Linked DNA regions of Homo sapiens: region 2 is linked to region 1. The links are chromatin loops, found by intact Hi-C in ENCODE. Cell type or tissue: HepG2. All regions are shown on one strand. Region 1 overlaps SHB (SH2 domain containing adaptor protein B). Region 2 overlaps SHB (SH2 domain containing adaptor protein B).

The links. Peaks named below come from ENCODE experiments on the same cell type or tissue, not always from the same donor. Only the 100,000 strongest peaks of a DNase experiment are listed, where the experiment ranks them.
Region 2: it touches region 1 in a loop (5-fold over the local background); 20 of 110 quality-filtered maps call a loop at or near these places.

Annotation. Positions count from the first base shown.
Region 1 is chr9:37,961,870-37,966,869 of GRCh38, forward strand. The region is part of intron 3 of SHB (SH2 domain containing adaptor protein B); the gene reads right to left. Among named protein-coding and RNA genes, the nearest start is that of SLC25A51, 60 kb to the left of the region's middle. In HepG2, no CTCF peak of the experiment used is centred here; DNase peaks (open chromatin) are centred at 2,322, 2,762, 4,042 and 4,952.
Region 2 is chr9:38,060,262-38,065,261 of GRCh38, forward strand. The region is part of intron 1 of SHB (SH2 domain containing adaptor protein B); the gene reads right to left. Among named protein-coding and RNA genes, the nearest start is that of SHB, 6.5 kb to the right of the region's middle. In HepG2, no CTCF peak of the experiment used is centred here; DNase peaks (open chromatin) are centred at 2,890 and 3,353; H3K4me3 peaks cover 1,902 bases.

The DNA of each region.
Region 1 (5,000 bases):
ACACTTTGCAGAGATGGGGCCATGTGCCTCAGTCTCCTCGGAGTCTCCCCATGGCCGACCTGCAGCTAGCTCCGATGAATGGCCCGTGGCTGAAACCCACCCAGGGAATGGAGGAGCTGCAGTGACTCGACTCACAGTTTAGGAGTCAGGAGGACCTGGGTTTGAATCCTGTCTCTGTCATTACTGAGTGACTTGGGGCATGTTTCTTAAACTTCTTTGAGCCTTAGCTGCCTCATCTGCAAACCAGGGCTGACAATACCTGTACCGTGAAGGTAACAGATGATGTACCAAGGTCCAGGCAGGCCCCCTGTAAGCGGGAGACCCTGACCCATGGTCACATGTACGCTCTGATACAATGCCTGTATCAGAAACCACCCCTTTTTCTGACTCCTGCTGAAATTCCTGAGTGAGAAGCTCCAAGAAGATAGGGCATTTCATTCTGTTTTGTTCAAGGCTAAATTCCCGATACCTAAAACAGTGTCTGATGTACAGTGGATGCTCAACATCAGTTGAAGGAATGAACCTGCACCTGGCTCAGCAGGACTGTAAATCTTCCATTCATCAGTCAACAAAGGAAACTCAGGAGCTGGACTCACTCAAGTGATTTTGGGAACAGTTTTGAAAAATGGCTTCATCTTTCTTTTTTTTTTTTTAAGAGACAGGGTCTCATTCTGTCGCTCAGGCTGGAGTGCAGTAGCACGATCATAGCTCAATGTCACCTTGAACTCCTGGGCTCAAGCCATCCTCCTACCTCAGCCTCCCAAGCAGTAGGGACTACAGGTGCATGCTACCATGCTGGGCTAAGTTTTTTTTTTTTAAGTTTGTAGAGGTGGCCTCTCGCTATCTTACCCAGGCTGGTCTTGAACTCCTAGCCTCAAGTGATCCTCCTACCTCAGTCTCCCCCAAACGCTGGGATTATAGGAAGGAGCCACTATGCCTGGCCTAGCTTACTCTTTATTTAGTGATTCCTGCTCATGGGCAGGCACCATGGGGGACTTAAAGTCCACGTTCTCCTCTAGTTGTTGTGGCAAACCTATGAGGTCAGTGCTATTACTGCCCTCGTTTTTAAAAGTGACGCCCGGTATGGTTAGGTAAGTTGCCCAGGGCAATAGGAACAGGTTGCTATGACAGGCAATGGGTCCCAGCGCTAGCCCTTGAGCCCTCTGCTTTGGGACTGCAGCCCTGGGCAGCCTCCCCAACCCAGGAGTGCCTTCCCCGGCGGAGGTGCAGTGAGAGAAGAGCTGACAGTCTGCCGCACATCCTCTTGTCCTCACCATTGACCAAGGGTGCGGGCAGTGGCCCCCGGGGATAGGGGGTCATTCAAAGAGAACTGGAACGGAGCAACAGGACCCAGAGGAGACTGGCATGGTTCTCCAAGCTCTGACTGTCTGGCTGCTTCTTTCTGGCCTGAAGTCTATGACCCTCTCAGTTCTCCAGTATAAGATGGAGTTTCCTTTAAACAGAGGCAATAAAGGTTGGAATGATGAAAAACAAGGCACCGTGTGTAGACTGCTTGCAAGGAGCTCTCAACCGCCACAGGCTTCTTAGCCCCTCTGCACATGAGCTGGAATGAACATGGGCCACATTTGTAAACCATATGTGGCTGACAGGAGGGGCTTGAAGGCTGTTGCAGCCCTGGTGTTGGTTCACGAATGTACAGAGGCAGAGTCAAGGTGCCCAAGGCCTTGCACAGTCCCTGGCAGGGGTTCCTGCACAGCACCAACAGCTAGGCTGGGACTCTGGGGTGTTGGTGAGGGGGAAAGGTGGGTGAGAGTGGGGAGAGCTGAGGTGGAGAGCCCAGAAGGCACTGCTGCCCAGGTAGTTGTGCGACCCCAGGAAGGGGCAAGGAGGGGAGATTATGCATTGGTTTGGGAGGTAGGGTGGACTACATGACCCCCGGAGTCTATGAAAATGCCATCAACTTTCACAACAATGCACTAACATCTGTAGATGACTGAAACCCTGTTCACATGACAATGGGCCTCTGCTGTTTCAGCTTTCCAAACAACGTACTGTATCATCTCATCTGACCCTCACCAACACACAGCAAAACAAGTATTAGAATTCCCAAACAAGTATGAGAATTACCATTTTATAGATGACACAACCGAGGCCCAGAGAGGTGAGGCCCCTTCTTCCCTCTAGTTCAAGAGTGAGTTTTGCTCACCCACCTACCCCACCTGCCCAGTGAGTGTAGGTTCCTTTCAGGTACCTGTAGGACAAGTGGCTTAGCAAATGTTTGATTTGTATTTCCAGGATCACCAACAAGAGGCCTCTGTGTTCGCCTGGAAGACACACACAGGCCTCAGGGCATTGTGCTGCCACTCATGATGGGAGGTGCCTGAGAACAGAGGTCCTCATTGTGAGGGGAGGCGGCCAGCGACTCACCACAAAGCAGGCAAGCGGGAAGGCTGTGAAGCAGGTGCCAGGACGCTGCCTGGGTTCCAGGAACGCCGTACACACATGTCCAAACCTGGGATGGGGACGGCGGGCCTGGCAGAAGGGGCATGCCTTTCTTCTCTTATTTGTGACATCCCCAGAGGAAAAATGAATGCTATTACTGGGAGCAAAGACCCCACCCTAAGATCTGATGCTTGACTACAGGAAATCTAAAGATAAAGCCCGATGAAGATGATGAAATAACCCGAACGCAGAGGCCTCTACGGCTGCCAAAGCAAGCCATATTTATTGTCATAACTCATTATGCAGATGGGAAATGGAGGGCTGGAAAAAGGACTGACTCACCCAGAGTCAACAGTTAGACGTGAACTTGGACTTGAGTCCAGGTCTCCTGAGTCCTGGAGGCCCCTAACAAGTTCAGCATAAACCCTGTGTGAGTGCAATACAGTCTCAAAAACAACCATAGTAACCACAGTGATACATCTATGAGCACTCACTGTGCCCCCAACTCTCAGTGCATAGTACCGCCCCCACTGTACAGATGAAGAAACAGAGACAACTTGGCCCAGGTCATCCCGCCAACAAGTGACAGCACAGGACTTTAAATCCAGATACCCCTGGCCCCAGCACCTGAGCTCCTTCCTGAGTTCCGGGCCAGGCCCATCTGTAAAACATACCTGGGACCTACACACGTCTGATACAGTATGTCTCCCGACACTTTCACCTGCAGACACCCACAGACACTTATTTAGAATCCTAGAGCCTGGGAAAGTGACTTTTTCCCCATCCACAAGCCCAAAGACCTGCAAGGAGCAGGCTGGGCATTTGTGGAAATGAGTCTCCCTGTCCATAAGACCCAAAGCCCCAGCCCCACTGTGTATGTTTCTCTGCTGCCCATTGTGGATGGCTGTGAGGGAGGCCAGGAGAGATGGGGAGTGGAGGTCGGGGGGACAAGCCAGGTACTGGCCACAAATATGGCTTGCCAGGGCTGCCTGCACCCAACCAACACACCAGTCTCCAGGCCCACAATGTGGCATCTGGATTCATAGTCAATCCTCAGACAGGCAGGGACATGCTGTCCACTTCTCCCTGGAAGTTGAGACCAGAGGTGGCAGCCACAGCAGTCAATGGCTACTCAGAAATGCCCTCCTACTGCCTCACCTAGTGAGGAGACAGGTATACAGCATGCAAGAAAGACATGAAAACACACCGACTGTGTGTGGGCAGGCCATGAGATTTACTGGTATTCTACTGCTCCTAAGAGAACACAGGGTTGGTTTTCCTGAGACCCGATTTACTCAAATATCTTTTTTTTTTTTTTTCTCGAGACGGAGTCTCACTCTGTTGCCCAGGCTGGAGTGAGTGGCACGATTTCGGCTGACTACAACCTCCACCTCCGGGGTTCAAGTGATTCTCCTGCCTCAGCCACCTGAGTAGCTGGGATTATAGGTGCCTGTCACCATGCCCAGCTAATTTTGTATTTTGGGGCCGGGGTATCTGGATTTAAAGTCCTGTGCTGTCACTTGCTGGCGGGATGACCTGGGCCAAGTTGTCTCTGTTTCCTCATCTGTACAGTGGGGGCGGTACTATGCACTGAGAGTTGGGGGCACAGTGAGTGCTCATAGATGTATCACTGTGGTTACTGTGGTTGTTTTTGAGACTGTATTGCACTCACACAGGGTTTATGCTGAACTTGTTAGGGGCCTCCAGGATTCAGGAGACCTGGACTCAAGTAGAGACCTGGATTCAAGTGGAGACAGGGTTTCACCATATTGGCCAGGCTGGTCTCGAGCTCCTGACCTCAGGTGATCCACCCGCCACAGCCTCCCAAAGTGCTGGGATTACAGGCGTAAGCCACTGCGTCTGGCCTGATTTACTCAAATATCTGAGGGCTCACTGTGTGCCAGGCACAGATCACAGGTGTGAACAAGACAGGCAGGGTCTCTGACCTCAGGGAACTTAAAAATCTCCACATGAAGATCTCTGAGCTGCCAAACAGAAGAGCAAAAGTATTCTATCAAATCTTTGTTTTTTTTCCACTGAGGAGACAAAGGCACTTGGAGGAATATTTCTATCAATGTAATTAGCAGATGAAACAAAGCTATTAAACATTGGTGTTTTTTTCCTCTCCTTTTTTTAAGATTACTAAATGAATTTATTCATACGTCAAATAGAAAAACCAACTGGAAAAACCTGTCCCTCAGTAATACATTAGCCAAAGGAAACAAGTGATCCCCGTTCTCTCACTGAAACCCCCCTTTCCTGGGCAGACCTGCTGTTCACAGGTGTTAAACATTAATTACAACTGTTACTCATTACATAGCAAAAAGCATTTGGTACCAACACAATTGTTAATTTCCTCACAGGCTCAAGGCATTCTGGGAAGCTATACAGGGGACAGGAAGCATCATGGGAGCCTAAGGGGAGCCAGTTTGGAAGAGACAGCATTCTCCTGGCTAGGACAGGTGGTGGTGGTGGCCGGGTTTAAGGTTCTCCAAGGGACCCTCTGCAGATGCCGGGGCCCTGTTTATTCTGAGCACGTGAAGATGAGTCACATAGCTTGGTGGGAATAGCAAGTGTGGAGCAGTGCCCTACACACA
Region 2 (5,000 bases), 98 kb after region 1:
CCTCCCGGGTTCAAGCAATTCTCCCACCTCAGCCTCCCAAGTAGCTGGGATTACAGACATGTGCCAACACGCCGAGCTAATTTTTGTATTTTTAATAGAGACAGTGTTTCACCATGTTGGCCAGGCTGGTCTCCAACTCCCGACCTTAGGTGATCCACCTTGGCCTCCCAATGTGCTGGGATTACAGGAAGTGCTGGGATTACAGGCATGAACCACCGACCTGACTTTAGACAAGTGACTTAACCTGTCTGTGCCTTGGTTTCCTCATATGTAAAAATGAAAATAGAAGTAGCAGTAGTAGTAGCTACCTCAAAGGACTGTAGTGAGGAGTAAAGTTACATACAAAGCACACAGAACTGCACCTAGCTCAGAGTATGTATAATAAAAGTATTAGCTAATATTACTGTAGTGGAAAACTCCCTTAATTCAAGTGATTGTACCTTTTTTACTCAAATACCTCCTCCTCACCCTGCATCTCCTGTGGCTCCATGAAATCAAGGCCCTGCCCAGAACAGTCTCTGTGCCAAGACAGCTTTTAGCTCACCCACACCACTTTATTTACAGATAAATTCTGACATACAGATGTGGGTTTCAACCTTGGTTCCTGTGTCCTCAACCAAAAGATAAGCTTTTCAGGGGCGGGCACTATCCAGGCCCTGGTTCATCCCTGTATCCACACAGCTCCTGATGGTGGCCTGCATATAGCAATTGCTCAGTCAGCACAGGCCAAATGAAAGCTAGGAAGTCAGAGACGACCACCACCTTTGTCCTGCGGAAAATGCACAACCTTCTGGGCACAGTGGCTCACACCTGTAATCCCAGCACTTTGGGAGGCCAAGGCAGACGGATCACTTGAGCCCAGGAGTTTGAGATCAGCCTGGGCAATAAAAAAATACAAACATTAGTTGGGTGTGCTGGCGTGTGACTATAGTCCCAGCTACTTGAGAGGCTGAGGTGGGAGAATCGCCTGAGCCTGGGAAGTTGAGGCTGCAGTGAGCTGTAATCGTGCCACTCACTCCAGTATGGGGGACAGGAGTGAGATCCTGTCTCAAAAAAAAAAAAAAAAAGAAATAGAAAATACATCACCCCTACCACCACCATCAACCAACCTCACAAAGCCACAGGGTGTGTTGCCGTCAGCCAGCCAGCATGCGAGCTCTGTTGGAAAGTCACACGTCCCAGTTTATTTTCTAGGGCCAAGCCTGGCCTACCCATTCCCCACAGGCCACCACTTCTGGGCTCTCCCAGCACAAGCTAAGCTAATCAGGGGAAGGCTTGACCACAGGCAAGTTAGACCTTGCTGACTGATCAGAAGAAACCACAGCTGTTTCAGATTTGACTTTTAAAGCTAATTTTTATGGGTCAGAAATGCTCTGGGGGCAAAGAGAGGATAGGGTCAAGTCATGGGGGTTAAGCCCTGGGGTAATCAGTCATGTTCTGAGATTGTCAGATTAGAGAGGACAGTCACCTGATCTCCTTCAAGGAAACTTAAGTTCCTTGTTGATCAGGGCCAATGTACCGCCAGTCTCTTCCTCCAAACAGAGCACACACAGCCCGGCAAATCCTTGAAGGGAAGGAATGCTTGGTGTTAGAATGAGAAGACATGACAGTTACAAGACTCACGTTTTGTGCAGCTGTCCCTTGGGATGTGCCAACTCTGTGCTCAGAATTTCTCTATAAAATAACTCAAGTGCTGCATTAACATCTCATTTCTGGAACTCTGAGGCAGATGGGAGACAGAGAAACAGAAAAGCCAGCTCTAGGGCCTCTTCTAGGGACACCAAAGCAAAGGCTGAAAGCGGAGAAATTACAGCAGAGGGATGCAAGAAGAGTAGCATTAAGTAAAGGGGAGGAGGAGACATGTAACATATATTCCAGTAAATATCCAAGCCTCATACTACTTATTTCCATTGAAACCACGGAAAATAGAGGAAGCATATAGGTTTTGAACTCAAGACTGCACTGGTGTGATCCTTGCTCTATCACTTTGCAGCTGTGTGACATTAGGCAAGTCATCAACCTCTCTAAGCCTCAGTTTCTTTATCCGGAATATGGGGATAAGGTAGATGATGGCATCGAAGGCCCTAATTAATGGCTTGCCTGTATCCCTGCCCTTTGCCATGGGACACTGCAGCTCCTCCTCTCTCCTTGAATTGTGGCTGGCCTTATGATTTGCTTTAGTCAACAGAATGCAGCAGAAGGGTCACCATGCCAGTTTCCAACCTCAAGAGACCTTATGCGCTCCTGCTTTTTCTTGGAACCCTGCTGCCGTCATATGAACATGTGCTGGAGGAGGAGAGACCACACGGAACAGAGCTGAATTGTTGCAGCCCAAGGCCATCCTAAACCAGCCCACCAAACACGTAAGAAAGCCTAGCCAGGATCAGCAGGGCTGCATACCCACCCCACCCCCAGTGACTGCAAAGGCATGAGTGAGCCCAACTGAGACTAGAAAAATGACTCAGATATGCAGGCTCTTGGCTATAATAAAACCTTATCGTTTAAAGCAGGGGTTGGAAGCTAGAGCGCACAGGCCAGCTGCCTGTTTTTGTAAATAAAGTTTTATTGGGATACAGCTGTTCCCATTAATTTCCATATTGTCTATGGCTGCTTTCAAGCTACAGTGGCAGAGCTGAAGAGCTACAATAGAGACAGCATGGCCCACAATCAAACCACGGGCGGTTTTGGGGTGATTTGTTATGTAGCAACAGCTAATACAGTACTCAAGCCTCTCCCAGTGGGACAGTGAGGATTAAATGACCGATTAAGTGGTTACTATGAAGCCTGGGGAATGTATTTCCCTTCTGGGGAATCAACCAGGAAAAACTGGATTTGATACGCAGCATTTCTCTCACACTGCTTTCAGGGGATGGGACTTCAAAGGGGAAAGTGTCCCAAGCCAAACCACAGCTATCAAGTGCAACCCTGACCTTTGCCATTAGTGATATTTTAAGAACTGGAGAGTGTGGCTGTTCATCAAATGGGAATGACTGACAACTCATGTTTGACCCCGGCTTCAATCAAGCCCTACATCAATGATTTTATGTGAAACAGGACAAATGATAATTCACAACTCCGCAGCAAGGCACATGGGACTTTCTTCCCTTTGTGGGCTCCAACCTCCTTCTGCAGTCTCCCACCACACCTGCCCTGCTGCCCCCAGCCATCCTCTCCAGCCTCCAGGCCATGGCACAGGCTGCTTTATTCCTTCTGCATGAAAAGCCCTCTTCCCCACTCCCCTGCCTTGGGAATTCCCACTCAGCCTTCTACACTCAGCTCAAGAGTGGCCTTCTGCTGAAGGCCCTCTTTGGCTTCCCAGCCAAGTTCAGGCCCTCCCAACCCTGTGCACACACTTCTGGCATTCCTCGGGTTGTGATATTGTCTCTCTGGTTGTATCTGTCTCCCTGACTAGACCGGGAGAAGCTGGTATTCAACTGCAAACTGAGAAGCTTCCTTTTTGGAAAGTTAGCCACCACTTACTTCTCTCTGAATTCCCTCTGCCTAGCAGGCAGTTTAGAAACTGTTTGCTGGATGTTTTTTTTTTTTTTTTTTTAAAGTTAGACATGATATTATTTATTCTGTAACTATGGAAAAAGTGTTATTTAACTCAACTCTGGATGCTGACAAAATATAAAGTGTTGGTACACATTAGTATGTATTTAAAACCTGGGAAAACTGATGTCATGATGCTCCTGACTTAGTTGTGGTGGAAACAACATTTATTTAATTATAATAAAAGAAACAAGACTTCAGCAGAAAATATAACTGGATGAGACCTGTTTGGCTGCACAAAAGGAGACCTACCAAAGTAACTGGCCTCTTTTGTCATCATTTTTTTTTTTTTTCATAAAGCACAACTTGAAGGAATACTGTGTCTACCTATTCCAGTTTCGTTTTCTCATCCCAGGAGCTCGGGACCTCACCGTCTCTCACCAGAACTACAACTGTCCCCTAACTTTGATCCTATTTTCCCCAGATTTTGGCAGCTGTTTATAGCCTGGATGCCCCTCCACCATGGCTCTGAGTACATCCCTTCCCTGGCTCAACAACCTTCAAGGTCTCCCCTGTGGGGTCCAACTTCAAGCCCCTACCTCTCTCACACTGTCATCTCTCATTCCCCAAACAAGGCCCAGCTGCATGAAAGTGCTGCTTTCCAAGAACAGGCCTCACATTGAGATTTTATACACATACACACACGTCTATGTTCACACACATGTATACACTTACATATACACACCCTGACACATAAGCACTCCTGCAGCGTGCAGTCACCCTCTCCCCTGAGCTGAGATTCCACTTCCAACCCTAGATCCAGCTCAAAGCCACCTTCTAGGTGATGAACTTCCCAAATTCTTCAAGATAAAAACACTGGGAAACAAAGGATGAAATTCCTGTCAATCTCCTCCAGGAGCTCAGGCCAGAGATCATGGACAAGTCTCCTGCATCCTTCACTACCTCCCCTCCTCACTCACACTTGTACCAAGACATCTCTGAGTACAAAGTAAATGCTGGAAAAAGTGGGCTATGTTAGGGGAGAAACCAGTAGAGTAAGGCTAGTTTCTCTTCCAAATAATTCTAAATGGAAAAGTTGGCAGGGTGCCGTGGTTCTCACTTGTAATCCCAGCACTTTGGGAGGCCAAGGCAGGAGGATTGCTTGAGCCCAGGAGCCTGGGCAACACAGAGAGACCTCCTCTCTACAAATAAAAAAAATTAGCCAGGCGTGACAGTACATGGCCCCAGTTACTCAGGAGGCTAAGGCGGGAGGATTGCTTGAGGCTGGGAGGTTGAGGCTGCAGTGAGCCATAACTGCACTCCAGCCTAGGTGACAGAGTGAGACCTCTAACAATAGATAAAGACTAAATGAGGTGCCAGAAGTGGTTTTCCTGGATCCATGAGTGAGGGGCAGAAGGAAGGCCGGATCTACAGTGTGCCTGGCCTCCCAAAAGCTGTCTGGCTGGAAATAATGTGAAAACAACTGCTTCCTGACTGCCTGATGGGGT